2 separate regions of the Homo sapiens genome follow, and region 2 is linked to region 1. The links are chromatin contacts, found by Hi-C or POLR2A ChIA-PET in ENCODE. All regions are on one chromosome and are shown on one strand. Each heading gives the region's core, a stretch centred on a gene start or an enhancer-like site at or near the end of the contact. The rest is flanking DNA. Distances are from core to core; before and after follow the strand shown. Region 1 overlaps LINC00673 (long intergenic non-protein coding RNA 673). Region 2 overlaps LINC00511 (long intergenic non-protein coding RNA 511).

The links. A loop is a pair of places that touch in the nucleus more often than their neighbours do. ChIA-PET counts read pairs that join two places held with the same protein, here RNA polymerase II (POLR2A). Pooled maps may share reads with other maps.
Region 2: a loop to region 1 is called in a map of Calu3, with 12 times the contacts of the local background. The contact joins two enhancer-like sites. A Hi-C loop is called at or near these places in 1 of 168 maps with a recorded cell type or tissue (Calu3), 2 of 37 single-sample maps with no recorded cell type and 4 of 50 pooled maps. POLR2A ChIA-PET finds 5 or more read pairs at or near these places in 1 of 52 experiments (MCF 10A).

What each region holds. Positions count from the first base shown.
Region 1 is chr17:72,462,652-72,467,468 of GRCh38, forward strand. The region is part of intron 1 of LINC00673 (long intergenic non-protein coding RNA 673); the gene reads right to left. Among named protein-coding and RNA genes, the nearest start is that of LINC02003, 120 kb to the left of the region's middle. RefSeq lists an enhancer at 2,848-3,057. Within about 2 kb of position 2,965, at least 12 of the 41 ENCODE cell types and tissues checked have a DNase peak (open chromatin) inside an H3K27ac peak, as active enhancers do.
Region 2 is chr17:72,613,305-72,618,121 of GRCh38, forward strand. The region is part of intron 3 of LINC00511 (long intergenic non-protein coding RNA 511); the gene reads right to left. Among named protein-coding and RNA genes, the nearest start is that of LINC00673, 23 kb to the left of the region's middle. Within about 2 kb of position 1,892, at least 11 of the 41 ENCODE cell types and tissues checked have a DNase peak (open chromatin) inside an H3K27ac peak, as active enhancers do.

The DNA of each region.
Region 1 (4,817 bases), core at 1,715-4,214:
GCTAAACTCCAGTGACAGATTATGGAGCTACTGCTCTGAACCCTCCATGGGTGGAGGGAGACCAGACAGGATTGCTGGCTGCAGAAAGAAAATCATTCCACCTCATCTGTGAAGGAACCAAACTGCAGCTTTTCTCTAAAGCACAAGTTGATGGCACTTTGATGTATAGTGTTCCCTAACACCAAGGCCACTCATTTTTTTTTTTACCTCCTTGCTCTTGTGGACATGATCTATAGCAGGGGTTCCTAACCCCCAGGCCATGGACGCATTACTGCTCCATGGCCTGTTAAGAACCAGGCTGCACAGCAGGAGGTGAGTGGTGGGTGAGTGAGCAAAGTGTCATTTGTATTGACAGCCGCTCCCCATTGCTCACATTACCACCTGAGCTCCACCTCCTGTAAGATCAGTGATGGCATCAAATTCTTATAGGAGCGAGAACCCTATTGTGAACTGCACATGTGAGGAATGTAGGTTGTGCATTCCTTATGAGAATCTAATGCCTGATGATCTGTCACTGTCTCCCATCGCCCCCAGATGGGACTGTCTAGTTGTAGGAAAACAAGCTCAGGGCTCCCACAGATTCTATGTTATGGTGAATTGTATAATTATTTCATATTACAATGTAATAATAATAGAAATAAAGTACACAATAAGTGTAATGTGCTTGAATCATCCAGAAACTACCCCCACCCCACCCCACCCCACCACATCCACGGAAAAATTATCTTCCAGAAAACCAGTCCCTGGTGCCAAAAAGGTTGGGGATTGCTGCTCTATGGAGCCCCATGCGGCCTCAAAGTCCCTCAACTCTCAGTGTCCCTGGAAGACTTTTCGGCTACACTTTCTGTCCAACCGGTTCTGCCCTTTATTTTTGTTTCAGGGAGGATTATTGCCATGGCAATGTCCAGGTGACAGAGTCAGGAGGGGGAAGAAACCCACCTGTATTCAACCCTTAATCCCTTAAAGCCTGTCAGAAAGCAGCAGCCTTGGAAAATAAGAAGCCTGGCCAGTGTTTCCTATCGATCACAAGACAGAATAAACCAGAAAACAGCTCTCCACGAAGAAGCCTTGGTCAGTCAAGTGTCCCTAGGGGCTCTGCCAATCTCCCTGCATAGGAGATCTGCCCAACACACATTTGCATTTTCAGAAAGAGCAGAGCAGAAAGGAAGCAGAAAGCCAAGTCTGTGGTGGGGAAAAAGGAAAGTGGGTTTCCCATGAGATTCAGGTAGCTCCCCAGGACCGAAGGATCAGCTGGGCACGTGTGCTTCCTATCTGGGTAGTGCTGGTCATTTCTGTTTGCTGTGGCCACAGTGTGGCCATCCTATCGGCACCTCTACCCAAGAGTGGGTGGAGCAAACAAAACAAAATTCAGTTCCTGGGTATTAGCTTAGCACCCAGTCCACAAACCTCCTCTGCCTCTGAGGAGGTGAGAGGCCCTTAAAGCTACGGGCATTCACAAAGAAACAGGAGGAAATGAGGAATTCACTGGAAATTTTTGCCGTCTATGCTAGGAGGAACATCCCAGGTACCCACAGGGACTATCAACAAGTATCCACCCCAAAAAATAGATTCAATAAAACAATAAACTTACAAATATGAACTTGTAACTGTGGTTTACTATTCTTGGGGAAGTCTGTTTTATTTCTTTTCTTTTATTATTTCTTTGAGACAGGGTTTTCCTCTGTTTCCCAGGCTGGAGTGCAGTGGCACAGTCATGGCTCACTGCAGCCTTGACCTTCAGGGCTCAAGCAATCCTCCTGCCTCAGCCTCCCAAGTGCCTGGGACCACAGGTGTGTGCCACCACATCCAGCTAATTTTCAAATTTGTTGTAGAGATGAGGTCTCACTACATTGCCCAGGCTGGTCTTGAACTTCTGGGCTCAAGTGATCCTCCCGCCTCGGCCTCCCGAAGCGCTGGGGTTATAGGTGTAAGCCACCGCACTTGGCCTGTTTTAAATAAGTGTTGTATACTTGTGTGTGCTGGAAAACAGCTATCCAGAAAACACCACGGATAGACAAGCTTCCCCAACCAAATTGTGTTCCCAGTTCATGCGTTATCCACTGACCCTCATTTAAACTTGGTTTTGGCTCCCTGTGTTTTTCATTTCATTGTTAAGGAGGCATACACTAGATCCTTCCTCTTCTTGGGCTCAGTTATCCACAGAGATACAATATTTTAAAGGTTGTCATGTCCTTGCCTGGCTTATCAAGGAAGTAAGGGACAGCCCAAGGGCTTCCCAGGTAAGGAAAAACAACGGTTTTATAAAGCCACGGCTGGTGACAGTGCAAAAGGAAAGGCTGCTTCCATTGTATCTGGTCATTGGGTTTGCTGTGTGCCTATCAGGTTTATAAAACAAACTGCAGCAGTGAGAGGCTGTGAGTGAGCTCTCTTCCTTCCCCTATTAACTATCTATGCAGTAAGAAGGCCTGATGCACCCATTTAGCTGGGAATAGCTGCCAGAACTTTAAGGCTGATGCCTGGGAGAGAGTCAGTGGGCGGCACCGGGCTGGCTTTCTGAATTCAATCAGAGGTGGCCAGCCCCCTCTAACCATGATCCAAATGTACATGCCAGATGAGGAGCCGTCGTGGTTGAACAGGGAATGTTTCATGCAAATCATGGGTTTGGAGCAGGATTTTGTGGAGGGAGCATCCTTGAGAAAAATGTTGGGATGGCTACGGACTGGCGGGCTATTAGTCACAGAGCCACCACCTCCTCCATGAACGATGAAAGTTCTTACCACCCTGGATGCACAGATCAGCAGTTAATAATGAGGTCTCAGCATGGAGGAGACACATTCTTTCACACACATGCACACACACACATATGCACACCTGCACACACATACATACATACATACAAGCATGCACAAGAAGTCTTAGAGCCCCATCTCCTTTTGGCTGGGATTTTGCATCCTGAGAATCTTGGGTGTTACCCATGGGAACAAGCTCCTCCGAAGCCACACATGGTTGAAACTCCTCTCCCAGTGACAACGACGTCACGTCTCCCAGGCACTGGCTCCCTTGGGAATGTGTGAGTTGCTCCCCTGGGGCAAAGAGCAGCTGCTCGGGGTGACTCATAAATTGTGCTCTCAGCCCTGTCACCCACTGTGCCTCCCGTCCATTACTCAGCCTTCTCCCTGCGCTTGTTCCTATGGCTGCCCCTCAACCCAGCTCACCGCTGCTCCCAGCTCGCTCGGCACTCTGCAAGGATTGGCATTTGCTTCGGGCAGACTCTTCTCTGTCCCTGCCTTCTCTCCTCCATGAGACCCAAGGCAACACAATTTGCCCTTTGAGGAGTTGGGAGTGGGAGCAGAGATCGGGGTGACAGGGGACAGAGAGATAAAGGCAAGAAAAGAATGTTCCCTTCGTTGAAAAACAGTTCAGCTCCAGGGTCACCTCTTTGAAATCATCAGTGACACCTCACTCTGCGTACTCCCCTCAAACACAGCCCCTAGGCATTGCTTCTTCTAGGATCTGGGATTTTTGACACTGAAGGGTCCTGGCTGCCTTAAATCCTTTCTAGAAGAAAGTGGAATGAGGCAGAGTATAAACAGACAAATACACCCAACAGGTGAAATAAAACTTGAGCTTCTTAAGCAATGCTCTGTTTCTACAGGCAGCTCCCACTTGTGGAAAGGCAGAGGGATGAGGAGGGTGGACATGAGTCAAGCCTCCCCCTTCCACTCCCCACTGTCAACCCCCACCCTGACCCATTCAACAGCCTAGGGAGTTCCCTGCTTAAGGGAATCTTAGAACACACACCCTCTGCAAATACCTACAGCCTGTGTACTGAAACTTAGAGATTACTTCTGAAAAAGTGACATCATCAACAGTACAGGATTCTCAAAAACTCAGTCCCTGTTTCCTTTTTACTTCTGTTATTTTAAAATACCAAAGATACTTGCATTTTCTTCTTTTCCAACTGTTAGTGAACTCTATTCCAATCAGCATTAAGCCCAGCAATTTTTGTACTAGGTACCTACTCCTACACTCCCTGTTTAATAATCAGTCATCTAGAATAGGGACTGGCAAGCTTTTTCTGTAAAGGACCACAGAGTAAACATTTTCAACTTTGTGGGCCATGACATCTCCATCGGAGCTACTCAACTCTGCCATTGTAGCATGAAGCACCCATAGACAATAAGCAAATGAACAGGTATAGCTGAGTCTCAATAAAACTTTATTCATAGACTTGGAAATTTACATTTCATATAATTTTCACATGTCACAAAATATTCCTTTTTTTGATTTTAACTTTTAATGTGGAAAGGATTCTTAGCTCACGAGCTGTACAAAAACAGGTGGCAGGCCGGTCTTGGCCCACAGACTGTAGTTAGCCAACTCCTGGTCTAGAATCAAATATTTAAATGGAAACCCTGAGAGAGCTCTTTCTTTTGAAAAGAATATGATAATCGTGATAATAGCTCCCATGTATTGAGCACTTGTTCCATGAAAGAACTTGACATGGAAAAACGGCTTTTCATCCTCATATTAACATATGAGACAGGTAAATATTTTCTCTGTGTTTTGTGGAGGTAGTCACTGAAACTGATGAGAAGAAAATTAACTCACCAGGTTCACTGCAGCAAGGATTGGAACCTGAAGTGCAATTCCAGACAGAGATACGGGATGCACGGGTTCAGCATCCTTAAAAACACAGATTCCTGTATGTTAAGGAGGTGATGAGAAGGAGGTGTCTGGGGAGCCACCCCATGGGATTTATATCACTTGTTCAGAAAAACCTTCCATCAAGGCTACCATGAAGGAGTAGTCTTCCTGCCCAACTCCTAAACATTTCGCTCAAGTGAAACACAGCT
Region 2 (4,817 bases), core at 642-3,141, 150 kb after region 1:
ACCACTTTGGGGGACTGAAAAGAGCTTAAGACAGAGATGATGTATTATGGGATGGGCAGAGTTCAAGGAACCAACAAGGGAGAGTGCAGGTTCATGGGGCCAGCAGTGGTGGGAAGGCATGACCCCCACCCTCTGAAGTCAGACGGGGCAAGGAGAGCAGAATGTTTCCAGAACCCAGAGACAGCAGCTGCGGAGAAAGGACAGCCTGCCAGAAACTGAGGCTACTTTCCTTCCACCCTCTAATCTTCTGCTATTCGCTCCACTTGCTGAACTCAGCTGGAATCCAGTGGCCAAGGGAGCCTGCTGATGCAATCCCTACAAGGGCAGCTCTTGGGGCACAGATCAGGGGTGAAATGGAGACAAGATCTGGATGGGCAAAGGAAGGAGATCCAGCTCACGTTTCAAGGGTGAGTTTCCACTCTCGTGCCAGCGTTAGAGGGGGATGCTAGGGAGAGACAGCGCCCCTGACATCCCCCCCAGCTCTAGACCTCTGTTGCCACTTGGCTTTCAGACATCTGTCCCTCGGTGCCTCTCAGATCTAGCACATCCAAACCAGACCACTGATCCTGCTACTCAGTTCTGAACCATTCTTGGACCTCCTGATGATGTGTCATGCTATTTTTCCAGATTTCTCTTCCTGGCCACCCAGGCTTAAAGCCTCAGGGCTACCTCCACTGTGCCCTCTTCGACATGTGGTCAGTTGCTACCCCCTCCCTCCACAATCCTACACTCCACCATCTTACCCATCCTGTCTTTTCTCATTTTCTTCCAACTAGACCGGTGGCATCTACTTCTAACTGTCATCTCTAATCTCTTCCCCTTTAAATGTACCCTACACACCACAGCCTGATTAATCTGTCTAAAACACAGCATGGATGGTGATTCATCTGCCCATGTCTCAACCAACCCAGCCCTTCCTTGTTCCCCAAATATGCCCCATGCTTGCCTGCCTTCATTTCTTGGCTAAAACCTTTCCTTTGCCTGGAGGAGGGGCTGCCCTTCATCTTTTTCTCCTGAAGCCAAGCTTTCTTTCATGCTCCCAAAATATTTTCATCTTCCCTCCTCCCCTCTCTCTAGATATTCTGCTTGTACCTTTCTTATGGCACATATTCCAGCTTAACTTATATTACCGTAATTCGGGGACATGGGTTCTTTCTTATTTTCCTTACCCCATTGCAAATTTGAGAGCCAGAGTCATGCCCTGTTCATTTCCGTAGTTGCCCCTGAGACCTAGCCAAACAGCTGGCACATAGTGGATGCTAAATCCCCATGCAGTGAATGAATGAATGTGGCTATCACTTAGGATATTTTCCAAAAGCCGTATGTACAATATATTTCTTGGCCTGTCTCTCTTGTCTACATAATGATACAAATCAAGGAAGGCCCTAACGAGTCCCATGTTGATTGTGGGGCATATGACTAATCCCGTAATACACTTGGACTGCTTTATGAAAGCACTTTTCAAACAGCTTTATAGCATATCTAGGCCACAAGGTTGGGAATAGATACCTAGAGATTTATTGGATCATTAAATGAACTAGGGAACAATAGGCATTGTGTTAATTTACACACACAGTGGGAGAGATCCAGGACACCTAAACCATCCCCATGTTAAAAATCAGCCCTCAGGCCCCATATAGTCTGCAACTCACCCAAAAGTACCCCCACGAGGTACACAGGAGCCTCTCCCCAGGCTCATGGAAACAGCAACAAAAGTCTTAAAGTCTTAAGTCCACCACAAAGATCTGATCGGTGTAGGTGGGGGAGGATGGGTGGTGGGAGAGAAGAGAGGAATTGTCAAAAGTGCAGTGATTTAGTGTCTGTCTCTTTCTTCCCTTCTCCCTCCCTCCCTCCCATCACCCTGCCTCCTGCACAAGGAACTATTGAGAAGGCACAGAACAAACGCTCCCTTATGCGGCTCCCACGGCGTCTCTCGGTTTGTCGGAGACAGCTGCCCAAAGCACGCTATGGTTACTCATTACCCGGGTTCCCAGGCAGGAAAAGGAGCAAACTTAATAGACTCGAACTAACCCTGAGCTCAAATACTCCAGCCATAAATAAATAAATAAGTCAGGTGTACCAGGGGAAGGGGAGGGAAGTGAACGGGGAATGGCTGGGGAGGGGTCGGCAGTGTAAGCGGACTGAGTGGGGCCGGGTTGCGGGGGCGGGGGTGGCGGTGAACACAACCCAAGAGTTTCTGAAAGGGGAGGGGAAGGATGGAGGGAGGGAGGAAAACTCTTTTCTCCCTTTGGAGGAAGGACAGAGGGTGTTTGTGTTGCTTGCTTGTCCCCGCCTGCAGAGTGGACGAGAGGCTCTCAGCTGGCCATCTGGGGACCTTGCGGAAAACTAGAACTTTGAGGGGAAAGGAAAGAAAGTCCTGTTTCTCCAGCGTGAGATGTGGCTGGGGTTTTGCTTTCCTCCTGACTCACAGAGTAAATGGTTTAGTTCATGGCCATCGAAGTGCCCATTGAACAGATGGGAAGGGCAAGGATGGAGAGAGAAGCAAAGGGACTGAGGGGCAGAGTGACTGTTGGCAGGAAGTCAGTCGTGCTCCAAAACTTTGAAGTCGTCTCTATGAGTGCTCCTCAACCCACACACTTTTGCCCCTCCCCCTACTCTGGAGACACTGGGCAACGTCTGGAGAGGTTTTTCATGGTCACAACTGGGAAGCCAGGGTGGTACTGGCATTTAGTTGGTAGAGGCCAGGATGCTACTCACCACGCTACAAGGCACAGGACAAAACCCTGTAATAAAGAATGATCCAGGCCGGGTGTGGTGGCTCATGCCTGTAATCCCAGCACTTTGGGAGGCCGAGATGGGTGGATCACCTGGATCACCTGAAGTCAGGAGTTCAAGACCCGCCTGATCAACATGGTGAAACCCCATCTCTACTAAAATTACAAAATTAGCCGGGTGTGGTGCCAGGCGCCTGTAATCCCGGGTACTCGGGAGGTGGAGACAGGAGAATCGCTTGAACCCAGGAGGTGGAGGTCGCAGTGAGCCATGATCCAGCCATTGCACTCCAGCCTGGGAAACAGAGCAAGACTCTGTCTCAAAATAATAATAATAATAAAGAATGATCCAGCCTCAAATGTCACAGTGCTGAGACTGAGAAATCCTGCTCAAGATGTAAGTCTCAGAACCCAACCTCCATCCCAGGCTGCCTCTAATTCTGCAGAGGGCATCTGTCAGTCCATAACAGGTCCATAAATTCACTCCTTCTTCCAGGGTGAAGAATGGAGAAAAATCAAAGAACAGCACATGCAACGATGCATTGGTGATCTCCTTCCTGCTAACCCTGTGGCCAAGAACACAAAGCAAACACGACCCCCAACAGAGAAGGCAGGGGAGGAGCCCACCAGTCAAACCAGCATTCCCTAGTCCCCGCCTGATCATTGAACAGACTTGAGGGGGCGCAGCATCTTTTACCTGGTCTCAGAATTTCTGCCAGTCTTGGCATGTTGGGGGCTTGGGAGGTTGCATTTTGGGTTTTGTTTTATGGCTTAATCTGGACCTCAATTCAGTCAAGTCAATGAGAGCAGGGACAGTCCCCAGTCACCATCTCAGGACCATGGCAAAATGTAATGAGCTTTTTCAGGAATTTAAAGTACTCACAGAAGGGCCTTCTGCAAAAATGAAGCATGACCCAATGAGTGTAGCCCAGCGCAGTGAGGGTGGACAACTTCAAGGCCATTGTTTTTCAGGGGGCTGTGGCAGCCAAGAGTTGCTGGGCCCTGTACAACCGTCAAAGTACTCCCAGGAATGCCACTGGTCTTTCCACAGTTGTCCAGGGGTGGAGAATCCACTGAGGGTCAATGACTCTGTTACAGTCATGTCAGTACCTTAAAGGTTTGTGGTGGGGGGCTGTGGAGGAGTTGGGGAGGGATTATATCTGTAGTGTGTGCGTGTATGTGATGTGCATGTGCATGTATGTAATGTGTGTGTAGATGTGTGTGATGTGCAATGTTTGTGCATATGCGTGTGCTTGTACCTGTATGTGATGTGTATGCATGGCATGTATGCATATATATAATGTGTGTGTGTACGTGTGTGCCTGTGTGTGTGTGTATGACACACCAGCTGATCAATGCCAGAACAAGAAGACCAAGGAAGATTCCAGAGATAAGACTGTCCTACATCTCTGATTGATGGGCATCTTTGAAGACGTAGGCTAGCATCTAGAGGCTTCGAGAGGAAGCTCTGCAATTTCAATTCCTGTCTCTGCTACTTCGGAGCTACGTTACCTTGGGCAAGATGTTTAATTTCAGCAAGACCCAGTTTTTCTCGTCTCTGTAGAGGGGCAATAAAAGGACCTACCTGTGGGTTTCAGGAATTAGTGAATTCATGGAAAGCACCTAGCACTGGGCACAGAGCAAGCACACAGATGTTGCCTGTTCCAATTATCACTGCTTCAGGAGACAGTTCTTCCTGGAGTCTAACCTAAGGCTGCCTGCCTCCTTCCCTGCCTCCGAGGGACTCCATTCCCCTGATCACCATCTCTGTGTGACACAGTCCTCTTGACTTTAGCTGCTTGTCTTTGGGAATGTCAAAACTCAACACTCCAGCTGTCCCCGGTTCATGTAGCCCAGCCAGGAAGGAACCGGGGGAGCTGATCACCAACTCTCAGCCTCACACGTACCTCGGGGACCCCAAAACATTTTCTGGTGGCCCAGCAGACTGAAAAAGTCTGGCTGGGGTTTTCCCCCTTTGTGCCTGCAGCCAATGCCAGCTGAGGCTTTCCCTCCTAATTCCCCAGATGCCTGACGGCGTTATTGCCACAATAAAGCAATGACAGTCCCCTATCAGCTCTCAATCAG